2 separate regions of the Homo sapiens genome follow, and region 2 is linked to region 1. Evidence: chromatin contacts called from ENCODE Hi-C or POLR2A ChIA-PET data. All regions are on one chromosome and are shown on one strand. The core of a region is the stretch at or near the end of the contact, and the rest is flanking DNA. Distances in the headings are between cores, read along the strand shown.

Evidence for each region. A loop is a pair of places that touch in the nucleus more often than their neighbours do. ChIA-PET counts read pairs that join two places held with the same protein, here RNA polymerase II (POLR2A). Pooled maps may share reads with other maps.
Region 2: a loop to region 1 is called in a map with no recorded cell type, with 2.1 times the contacts of the local background. The contact joins the promoter of BCAT1-AS1 here to the promoter of KRAS in region 1. A Hi-C loop is called at or near these places in 2 of 37 single-sample maps with no recorded cell type and 2 of 50 pooled maps. POLR2A ChIA-PET finds 5 or more read pairs at or near these places in 2 of 52 experiments (A673 and activated naive CD8-positive, alpha-beta T cell).

The regions. Positions count from the first base shown.
Region 1 is chr12:25,247,248-25,253,197 of GRCh38, reverse strand. It overlaps KRAS (KRAS proto-oncogene, GTPase), which reads left to right and starts at 2,269. Exons shown (of 5, transcript NM_004985.5): 1 at 2,269-2,447. RefSeq lists silencers at 1,709-2,558, 2,619-2,668.
Region 2 is chr12:24,816,063-24,822,012 of GRCh38, reverse strand. BCAT1-AS1 (BCAT1 antisense RNA 1) reads right to left here and starts at 2,155. Exons shown (of 4, transcript XR_007063245.1): 1 at 2,066-2,155; 2 at 74-233. BCAT1 (branched chain amino acid transaminase 1) reads left to right here. Exons shown (of 11, transcript NM_005504.7): 11 at 3,964-5,950. The coding sequence ends at 4,005. RefSeq lists an enhancer at 1-13.

The sequences.
Region 1 (5,950 bases), core at 1,020-3,519:
TCATTCATTTAAGAATTCCTTGTGTCTATTATGTACGAGATAAGTATCTCTGAGCTGCACGGAATGTGGCTTATCAGAAGGTGACCTAAGTTTCAAAGCAGATTTTGTTAAGATGAAGACAGAGATTGACAGGAGGTTTAAGACACTCTGTCTAAAGTAAAGATTTAGAGTCACAGAGTTCATGGATTAGGATTTAGAATCCACAGAGGGTCCACAGATTCACTCATTCAACATTCCATAAATATTTATTGAATGCCTTTTTGTGTCAGAGACTGTCTTAGGTGCTGGAAATTTAGCAGTAAATGAAACAGACCAAAACCCATGCCCTCATGGAGCTTACATTCTGATGGTAGAGAGACAAGAAAACAAAATAGATAGTGTATTATTGAAGGTGATGAGAGCTCTGGAGAAAAAGTAGGAAAAGAGACAGATCTGGGACAAGGGCGAAATTACAGTATCAAAGATGATCTTTTTAGGGAAGATCTCCTTTTAAAAACACTTTGGAACAAAGATTTAAATGAGGTGCCAGAGGGGTAGCAAGTGCATATTCCCTGAGGAAGACGCCTGCCTGGCATTTTCAAGGAACAGCCAGTAACCAATGTTTATCTACGTAAGTAAGGAAGGGAGAACAGTAGGATGAGAGTTCAGAGAAGAGGGTAGGGGATATCAAATAATTTAAGGCCATGTAGGATTTTTGAGAAGAATTTTGCTTTTATGTCAAGTGGAATGAGGGCCACTGATGATCTGGGAGTAGAGTGACTATGATCCGACATGAAGTATACTCCATTTTTTAACTATGTGAACTTGTGCCAACGTTTTAACCTCTAAATCTGTTTCGTCATTTGTAAAACGGTAAAAAGTATTTTACCTCATAAGGTTGTCGTGATGATTAAATAAGATGATACGATAAGTGCAAAAGATTTAGCTTGTACTTAACATAGAGTAGGCACATTTTCTCCCCTTCCCTGTCTTTCACTTTTCTCTTCTGCCCCTTCCACCTGGCGCTAGGAGGGGGAGACTGGAATAAACCTTGCAGATTACAGCCCGTGTAAGAGTAGAAAGGAAAGGATGACAGTTGATGTAAAGCCTTGGTTAACAGACATAATAGCTGGGATTTAAATTCAGCTTTATTGGTGGTTTATGATGTGGACTAGAGGAATGGAACTGAAAGTCTCGGAGGAGGGGCGATCCTATCAGGTACAGGCGCTGCTTTTCCAGCCCTCAATCCTCAAGACTCTCCCAAGATACATTTCTAGGTAGTTTATCAACACAGACTCCGGGTATGCTAGCATGTTTAATTGCCCCATTGTTTAATGTCTTAACTCCACGAACTTTAACTGATTAATCTGTCTTCTAATTAATGTTTGAATGACTCTCCTCAGGTCTAAACTACCAAGGCCATCTCTACTTAAAAACAGTTGTCTTTTGTTTGTGATTTCAGGGGCCCTGGGTATAAGCGAAGTCCCTGTTTAGAGACCTTGTGATGGGTTCAAAATATCAAGAAAGATAGCAAAATATCACAAGCCTCCTGACCCGAGAAGATTAGCGTTGAAAGGGTCTGTCGTGTTTGTTTGGGCCTGGGGCTAAATTCCCAGCCCAAGTGCTGAGGCTGATAATAATCGGGGCGGCGATCAGACAGCCCCGGTGTGGGAAATCGTCCGCCCGGTCTCCCTAAGTCCCCGAAGTCGCCTCCCACTTTTGGTGACTGCTTGTTTATTTACATGCAGTCAATGATAGTAAATGGATGCGCGCCAGTATAGGCCGACCCTGAGGGTGGCGGGGTGCTCTTCGCAGCTTCTCTGTGGAGACCGGTCAGCGGGGCGGCGTGGCCGCTCGCGGCGTCTCCCTGGTGGCATCCGCACAGCCCGCCGCGGTCCGGTCCCGCTCCGGGTCAGAATTGGCGGCTGCGGGGACAGCCTTGCGGCTAGGCAGGGGGCGGGCCGCCGCGTGGGTCCGGCAGTCCCTCCTCCCGCCAAGGCGCCGCCCAGACCCGCTCTCCAGCCGGCCCGGCTCGCCACCCTAGACCGCCCCAGCCACCCCTTCCTCCGCCGGCCCGGCCCCCGCTCCTCCCCCGCCGGCCCGGCCCGGCCCCCTCCTTCTCCCCGCCGGCGCTCGCTGCCTCCCCCTCTTCCCTCTTCCCACACCGCCCTCAGCCGCTCCCTCTCGTACGCCCGTCTGAAGAAGAATCGAGCGCGGAACGCATCGATAGCTCTGCCCTCTGCGGCCGCCCGGCCCCGAACTCATCGGTGTGCTCGGAGCTCGATTTTCCTAGGCGGCGGCCGCGGCGGCGGAGGCAGCAGCGGCGGCGGCAGTGGCGGCGGCGAAGGTGGCGGCGGCTCGGCCAGTACTCCCGGCCCCCGCCATTTCGGACTGGGAGCGAGCGCGGCGCAGGCACTGAAGGCGGCGGCGGGGCCAGAGGCTCAGCGGCTCCCAGGTGCGGGAGAGAGGTACGGAGCGGACCACCCCTCCTGGGCCCCTGCCCGGGTCCCGACCCTCTTTGCCGGCGCCGGGCGGGGCCGGCGGCGAGTGAATGAATTAGGGGTCCCCGGAGGGGCGGGTGGGGGGCGCGGGCGCGGGGTCGGGGCGGGCTGGGTGAGAGGGGTCTGCAGGGGGGAGGCGCGCGGACGCGGCGGCGCGGGGAGTGAGGAATGGGCGGTGCGGGGCTGAGGAGGGTGAGGCTGGAGGCGGTCGCCGCTGGTGCTGCTTCCTGGACGGGGAACCCCTTCCTTCCTCCTCCCCGAGAGCCGCGGCTGGAGGCTTCTGGGGAGAAACTCGGGCCGGGCCGGCTGCCCCTCGGAGCGGTGGGGTGCGGTGGAGGTTACTCCCGCGGCGCCCCGGCCTCCCCTCCCCCTCTCCCCGCTCCCGCACCTCTTGCCTCCCTTTCCAGCACTCGGCTGCCTCGGTCCAGCCTTCCCTGCTGCATTTGGCATCTCTAGGACGAAGGTATAAACTTCTCCCTCGAGCGCAGGCTGGACGGATAGTGGTCCTTTTCCGTGTGTAGGGGATGTGTGAGTAAGAGGGGAGGTCACGTTTTGGAAGAGCATAGGAAAGTGCTTAGAGACCACTGTTTGAGGTTATTGTGTTTGGAAAAAAATGCATCTGCCTCCGAGTTCCTGAATGCTCCCCTCCCCCATGTATGGGCTGTGACATTGCTGTGGCCACAAAGGAGGAGGTGGAGGTAGAGATGGTGGAAGAACAGGTGGCCAACACCCTACACGTAGAGCCTGTGACCTACAGTGAAAAGGAAAAAGTTAATCCCAGATGGTCTGTTTTGCTTGGTCAAGTTAAACCCGAAGAAAACCCGCAGAGCAGAAGCAAGGCTTTTTCCTTGCTAGTTGAGTGTAGACAGCAATAGCAAAAATAGTACTTGAAGTTTAATTTACCTGTTCTTGTCCTTTCCCCTATTTCTTATGTATTACCCTCATCCCCTCGTCTCTTTTATACTACCCTCATTTTGCAGATGTGTTCTACATCTCAAGAGTTATTACAGTACTCCAAAACAGCACTTACATGATTTTTTAAACTTACAGAGGAATTGTAGCAATCCACCAGCTAACCGCCTGAAATAGACTTAAACATGTGCATCTCCTTTTTTTTTTTTTTTTTGAGACACAGTCTCGCTCTGTTGCCCAGGCTGGAGTGCAATGGCGCGGTATCGGCTCACTGAAACCTCCGCCTCCTGGGTTCAAGCAATTCTCCTGCCTCAGCCTCCCGAGTAGCTGGGACTAGTAGGTGCACGCCACCATGCCCAGCTAATTTTTGTATTTTTAGTAGAGACAGAGTTTCATCATGTTGGTCAGGATGGTCTCCATCTGCTCTGTTGCCCAGGCTGGAGTGCAGTGGCGCCGTCTCGGCTCACTGCAACCTCTGCCTCCTGCATTCAAGCAATTCTCCTGCCTCAGCCTCCCGAATAACTGGGATTACAGGTGTCTGCTGCCATGCCCGGCTAATTTTTTGTATTTTTAGTAGAGACGGGGGTTTCACCATGTTGGTCAGGCTGGTCTAGAACTCCTGACCTCGTGATCTGCCCGCCTCGGCCTCCCACAGTGGCATGTGCATCTTATAGCTGAAGTCTAAGCCTTCTTAAATCTTGAGATCCATCAAAACAGACAGGTTTTCTAATTGTTATACAATGTATATGTTATGTTTATAATAGAAATCATTTTACAAATAAGTTATAAATGGGAAAGGTCTATTTGTAATTATCAGCTCAGAATTAACCATAAAACTGGTGTCACTGAAGTGACTGAGGTCCAAAATGCTGACTCTGCATGTTATAGACTACAGATATCAAATATGGTTGCTAACAATAGTTTACTTTGAGACTGTAGCCATCCACAGTATATTTGCTTTTAAGAGATGGTAGATGGTAATTCAGTTTTATGAAAAATAAAAATGAATTTTCTTCCATTACAAAATTGTTGGATTCGAGTCCAGTCCACTCCTTACTAGCTTTTCTAACTCTCGGTGAGGGATCCCCTCCCAGCCCATGATCTTCATTTGGTAAGACTCCTTTGGAACCCAGTTCTCTCTAGTGGATTTAAATGTGATTTGGTTTTAAAAATCTCATTCAAGGAATTTTTTTTTTTTCTGGAAACAACCACCGCATAAACAAGTAAACCGGAAGATACATGTGGCTCTGAATTCATATATATACACAAACTCTAATCCAATGTCTGTCCACAGTATTTCCTAGGCTAGTAAACTTTTTGGCCTTAACGACCCCTCTACCCTCTTTGTTTTTTTGAGAGAGAGAGTCTCACTCTGTCACCCAGGCCGGAATGCAGTGGCGCGATCTCGGCCCGCTACTACCTCCGACTCTCAGGCTCAAGCGATTCTCCCGCCTCAGCTTCCCGAGTAGCCGGGATTACAGGCTCCCGCCACCGGGCTAATTGTATTTTTAGATACGGGATTTCACCATGTTGGCCAGGCTGGTCTCGACCTCCTGACCTCAGGTGATCCGCCCGCCTAAGCCTCCCAAAGTGCTGGGATTACAGGCCACCACACCCGGCCTACACTCTTAAAAATTATCGAAGGGGCCGGGCACATTGGCTCTTATCTGTAATCCCAGCACTTTGGGAGACTGAGGCGGGAGGATCGCTTGAGGCCAGGAGTTGGAGACCAGCGTACTCAACATAGTGAGACCTTGTTATAAAGAAAAAAAAAATCCAGGATTAAAAAAAATCTTTGATTTGTTTGGGATTTATTAATATTTACCGTATTGGAAATTAAAACAATTTTTTAAAATGTATTCATTTAAAAATAATAAGCCCATTACTTGGTAACATGAATAAAATATTTTATGAAAAATAACTATTTTCCAAAACAAAACCAAAACTTAGAAAAGTGGTATTGTTTCACACTTCAGTAAATCTCTTTAATGATGTGGCTTAATAGAAGATATGGATTCTTATATCTGCATCTGCATTCAATCTATTATGATCACACATCTGGAAAACTTGTGAAAGAATGGGAGTTAAAAGGGTAAAGGACATCTTAATGTTATTATGAAAACAGTTTTGACCTCTTGCACACCAGAAAAGTCTTAGTAACCTGAGGGGTTCCTAGACCACATTTTGAGAACTGTTTTAGGCTATGCAAACTGGTTGGGGGGAGGTTGGGGTAGGCAGAGAGCTAGAAGATACATTTTAGTGTAATTCTCCTCATCTATTCCTAATTGCTTTGGCCTACATTTGAAATAAAGCGTGGAGGCAAACGGGATAAGATACATGTTTGTAGTGGTTGTTAACTTCACCCTAGACAAGCAGCCAATAAGTCTAGGTAGAGCAGAGTAAGGCGGGGAACTATGCCGTGACCGTGTGTGATACAATTTTTCTAGCCTGTGGTGCTTTTTGCGGCAGGGCTTAGGAGTAAGGTTAGTATGTTATCATTTGGGAAACCAAATTATTATTTTGGGTCTTCAGTCAATTATGATGCTGTGTATATTTAG
Region 2 (5,950 bases), core at 906-3,405, 430 kb after region 1:
GTCCTCTGTTCTGCAGTTGTGTTCTGCTCTCTGATGCCTCCAGGTTTTGCTGCACCTTCTAGAAATTGCTCACCTGGATAAGGCCTTGGCTGTCCTTTATGACTCATCTCGTTCAGAAGCCTTTTGAATCTCTCTTGAAGAATATTCCCTTTGCTCAGTCCAAATACACATTCACTCACTTGAATGCTGCTTCTTCCTCCAGTTTCACAGTGCTGGGGATGATCCCGTAAGGCCTTTAAATTACATTATAATTAGTCATGCACTTCTCTCTGCTCTGGGGCTGTTTGAATCGTTCACTCTCTTTATACCTCCAGTGTTCAGCACAGAGCCTAGGGTATAATGCGTATGCAGTAATGTTTCTTGAAGGAGTGAATGGGCAAGTGAAACACCAAACAAATACTAAAGAGCAAAACATGTATTGCTCTTGTATATTAACACATTCCGAGAAGAGATGGGAGGAAGGTCTTGAATAATATCAAATTATTTCTTAAGAGATCTTGATTTAGATTTTTTTCAAAATGAGATACATGTTGACACTGCTGTCAACAAATAATCACATAAAAGCTAGAGCCTGGCTTTTAAGTATCAGGGGGAGCATGTGTGAATAATCAGCATTGCTGCTGTTGAAGCTCCATAAAGTGGGAAGCAGCGACTGCAAAGATCCAGAGATGGACATCTGAAGCATAGGAAAGGGGCAGCTTGAATGAGATAGGAGCAGGATCTGTATTGATTGCAGGTCACCAGATAGAATTAAAAAAATCTATGTTCTCACTAGTGGCTACAGTTTTCAAGGACAAATGACTATTAGTGGTTATTGTATTTTTCTTGTTTTCAATGGAGCAGCTCCATGACTTAGTTACATAAGAAGTTAAAGGCTCCACCCCCTTCCCTACCAATGTCTTAAGCTGTCCTCCGTGTGCATACAAACTTTGTTTCCAGACTGCCCTCGTGTGACTCAGTCCCTGGACCAGCTTCCCAGCCCCTTCTGTTTCCAGCACATCCTCCTCCACGTGTTACAGGATTACAAAGCTTTGCACAGCCTTTCAATAGGGTTTAGAGCAAGAATGACAGATTGCTACCTGGTAGGCAGCACTGACTATAGTTTTATTGGCGTTGCGTAGAGTGACTGCATGACATGCAGGTTGTGCTTTTGTTTTGCCAGGAATTTAAAGGCATTTAGCAAAGCCGTATGAAATTATCTGCCTTATGTACCTCGAATGTGAGGTAATGAACTTGTCATTAGTCGTGTTTTAGTTTAGTGTTCTCGCTGGAATTTGCAAAAGATTAAAATTCTGCACATTTCATTAAGTCTTCCACATGGGCTCAAAATACCATCCCGCAGGCTCGACCTGACTTGCCACGTTGCTTTGACACCATCTCTGATTCCAGTGAACAAAACTAAGTAAGTGTGACTTACAGCCGCCCTACCAAACATTGAAGGTGTGAGCCTGCACTGTTGTTTTGTAATGACAATGACAAGAGTATAATGACAAGAGTATAATGACATCCTAGTCCATGAAGACATGTTTTCTCTTTTCCCTCCCTCTATGTATACTTACTTACTCTTAAGGAAATAATATAATTTCTATTTCTGCTTAAATCTGCCATCTCTACTTAGAATTATTTTCCCTTGAAAAATTAAATTGCATTATCCATCAGCCAAATGGAAAATCTGATTACTAAATGCCTACTTCTAGACATTATGAATTACCTGTAATATCACATTTCTTGGGCACTTCTCAGAATGCTATGATTTTACATAAAAGCATAAATTACAGAATGAGAAGAGTAAAGCTTAGTGCATATTATGCAGGTTCGCAGAGTGATATGTGGCCTACGACTGTCATTGTAATCAAAATTGATTTTTGATCATTTATAAAACTAAAACAACTAATTGAAAGCAAATTTACTTTAACTGATGAAATTCAAGATGAAGTGACAGTAGTCATGAATCACAGTTCTGTAGATCTGCTAAAATGCCAATGAACTGTTATTAATGGTGAAAGTGTTTAATATATTAATGGGAATCCAAGTAAGGAAAATAAAACACATATTTTGCCCTTACCTTAAGTCATGTTGACATCATACATAAATCAGGTAGAATTTGAAGATGTTTCATCCAGCATTCATCATGAAGCAACAGAGTCAATAGCGGGCAGTTACAGTCTGTAGGCAATGCTTTCTGGTGTGGATTATGCAAGAAACTTACAGTCATTTGGCTTCCTTTATTCCCCTTTGCATGTAAACTACCAGGTGGTAGGTAGACCCATTCTTGGCTGCCAGTATTTTTACCACTTGGATAGATTCTGCTCTCTGAGGTCTTTAAGACAAACACAGCACATGTACATTGTGATATAGGAGAAAGAACATCAGACAGAGGCAGAGAACTGGGCTTGTCAAAATTAAGGGTGACCTAGAGCCTTAGTGTCCTTATATGTAAGATGAGAAGCTTGGATTAAAATTCATTGCTCCTTACACTTGATTTTTATGCAGCAGAACTTTCTTCAAAAGAGATCACTCCTGGAATCCCAATATACAAAATGGATAAAAGTAGGATTGTTCTGAAGTAAAGAAGTAAAATCCAGAGCCCCACTTATTTGAGTCATCTCCTACCTTTTAGATGGTTATTAACATTGTTTCTAGTTCAGAAATTCTGATGTTTTATATTAATTTAAACTAAAGTTAAATTAGGACTAGAAGAGCCATTTCGTGTGAAAATAGACATAGTCTGAGTGATTTAGGCAAACCCATAGTGACAGATTTAGTGGCCTGATACACTGGCTTGGAAAGATCTGTTCCAAGTCAGTCTCAATACACAAGGCTCGGTGAACACATGGCGAGCAGTCTTGGTGGTGGTCAAGAACATGGAATTTGCTGTGAGAGAGAGCTTGGTTAGGGTCTGGGCTCTTCCATCTGTTAACTGCAAACTTGAGCAAGTTATTCAATCTCCCTAATATTCAGTTTTCTCATTCATAAAATGGATTGATAATGGTACCTTCTATGTACAGTTACTGTGGGTATTAAATGAGGTAATAAGCCTGTAAAACTCCTGGCATGATGACATTGGCCTACATTAATTGCTCACAGAGTGAGAACTTATTATAAACACAGGCATTTTTGTTGAATGACTGACTGATTGAATGAATGAATATAGAACTAGCTTTCTATTTGTGATGTATGGAATATCTCTATTTCATTTAATTTCATTTTGAATATTAAAATTCAGGCTTGCTTTTAAACCAAAGTATTTGCTGATGCAAAGAATGAAATTCTGACTATGATACAGTTACATAACTTTTGAAGAAATAAGAAAAATGCTAACACAGCATGAACAACTTTGATTTAGAGAACAGAGTCTCTGTTAAAATCCATGGGACTTGTCAACTTCATATTTTTGTTTATGAGCATAAAACACTCTTTAGTGCATGTCGGAATCATTTGATGCTTGCTGAATCACAGGTTGCTGGAACCCATCCCCAGATTCTGATTCAGTCTGAGATGAGGTCTGGGAATTTGCATTTTTAACTTGTTGTCTGGTGATGCTGATGCTAGTGGTCTGAGAATACACTTTGAGGATCACTTTTTCACAGTAAAAGTCACAGTCATTAAGCAAGTTAACTCAATGAGAAATGATAATGAAAAGGCATGTACCTAAATAGATAAAGGACCTATACCAGCTATGAATTTGAGTTCAGCAATAATTGTAAAATTTGTAATTCTTTTCAGGTATTTGGTTTTTAAAAAACTCCCTATGTATGCTTTTATCTTATGTTTTATATGGTGTCCCTCTTTTCCTCTCTTTCTCTCTAATCCAGTTTTTAATGTGAACATGTTTAATGTGAAAATGTTGTTCAAAGCAGAAGCGAACCTTTTGTGTAACCTTGGCGGTATTAAGTTTGTTTGTAAGCTATTTCTGCCCTGTTAGCTTCTGTACTGAAACACGTTTTCTTGCTTTTGTTGCAGTATGGAAGAGAAGAGAGCGACTGGACAATTGTGCTATCCTGAATGGAAAATAGAGGATACAATGGAAAATAGAGGATACCAACTGTATGCTACTGGGACAGACTGTTGCATTTGAATTGTGATAGATTTCTTTGGCTACCTGTGCATAATGTAGTTTGTAGTATCAATGTGTTACAAGAGTGATTGTTTCTTCATGCCAGAGAAAATGAATTGCAATCATCAAATGGTGTTTCATAACTTGGTAGTAGTAACTTACCTTACCTTACCTAGAAAAACATTAATGTAAGCCATATAACATGGGATTTTCCTCAATGATTTTAGTGCCTCCTTTTGTACTTCACTCAGATACTAAATAGTAGTTTATTCTTTAATATAAGTTACATTCTGCTCCTCAAACAAATGCAATTTTTTGTGTGTGTTTGAAAGCTAATTTGAGAAAATTTCATAGGTTACATTTCCTGCAGCCTATCTTTATCCACAGAAAGTGTTTTCTTTTTTTTAAATCAAGACTTTTAAAACTGGATTTCCTCCCATCACTGTTTTTTGAAGGTCCTCCAAGTCCGTGTTAAGGTAAATATCTGTTTTCTTCCTGATGTCACAGCCTGAGCATACTCTGTGCATTAGGAAGACCTGAGTGCATTTCCCACCATTGTCCTTTCCACATTATGTTGTAGCTGGCTGGCTGTCAGGCGACTACAAGACTGAGGGTCTTGTGCCTTATAGATCTTTGTATCCCCCATGGCTGACATATAGTAGGTACTCAGTAAATGGTTTTATAATGAATCAGTGAACATTTTGCTTCTATAGAAGTGTACCTTCTTTGTTTCTATATTATGAAACCTCTTTATTAGAATTTGTGATTGATTCTGACAGTGTATAGATTTACCTTATATTGTCTTTATTTTCCATGAGCTACTAAGTCATTAGAGATACTCTGAAGCATAGTTAGTTTAGGAAATCACTTCATATTGATTGTATTAGAATTATCTTGGAATTGAAGATATATCCCTAGAGCAGGGGACCCCAACCCCCAGGCCATGGGCCACACAGCAGGAAGAGGTGAGTGGTGGGCCATTGAGGAGCTTCATCTGTATTTATGGCTACTTCCCATCACTCGAATTACCACCTGAACTCCACCTCTTGTCAGCTCAGTGGCAGCATTAGATTCTCATAGGAGCACAAATCCTATTGTGAACTCTGCATGCAAGGGATCTAGGCTATGCGCTCCTTATGAGAATCTAATGCTTGATGACCTGAGGTGTAACAGTTTCATCCTGAAACCACCCTTCACCCTGCAGTCTGTGGAAAAATTGTCTTCCACAAAACTGGTCCCTGGTGCCAAAAATGTTGGGGACCACTGCTCTAGAGAGAGGTCATGATATCATACCAACCAAATGGAAATGACAAATGTTTTATGTCAAGTGTTAATTGCAGAAATAAATCTTTTTTTTTTTTTTTTGGTAGAAAACAAAGAGGCATACTCTGATTTTTATACTCTGTTTTTGCAGGTGCTCTTTTCTTTGAATGGAGATTTGATGAGCAAGTGGTTAGGATGCAGGGAGAGCTACTATGGGTGATATTTTCCTTGTTTAGGAGCTGTGAGTTAAAATTGTATCCTTTGTGGTTTATCTAAGGAAAGTCAAATCTTGACAGAAAACATTTTTCCTTGGAAGGTCAACTCTCAGACATTGTATTTTGGTTTCCCTCAGTCCTCATAACTTCCTTCTTGCTGAACATATTTTATTCTCTTTTCAGAGAAGGAAAATAAAAAGGATTCTAAAAGTTTGATGCATTGGAAAAATTTCCTTGAGGCATTTAGCAACACATAGAAAATGGGCTTTGATTCTTTTCCAAAACTTTTAGCCATAGGGTCTTTTATAGACAGGGATAGTAAAATGAAAATTGAGAAATATAAGATGAAAAGGAATGATAAAAATATCTTTTAGGGGGCTTTTAATTGGTGATCTGAAATCTTGGGAGAAGCTGT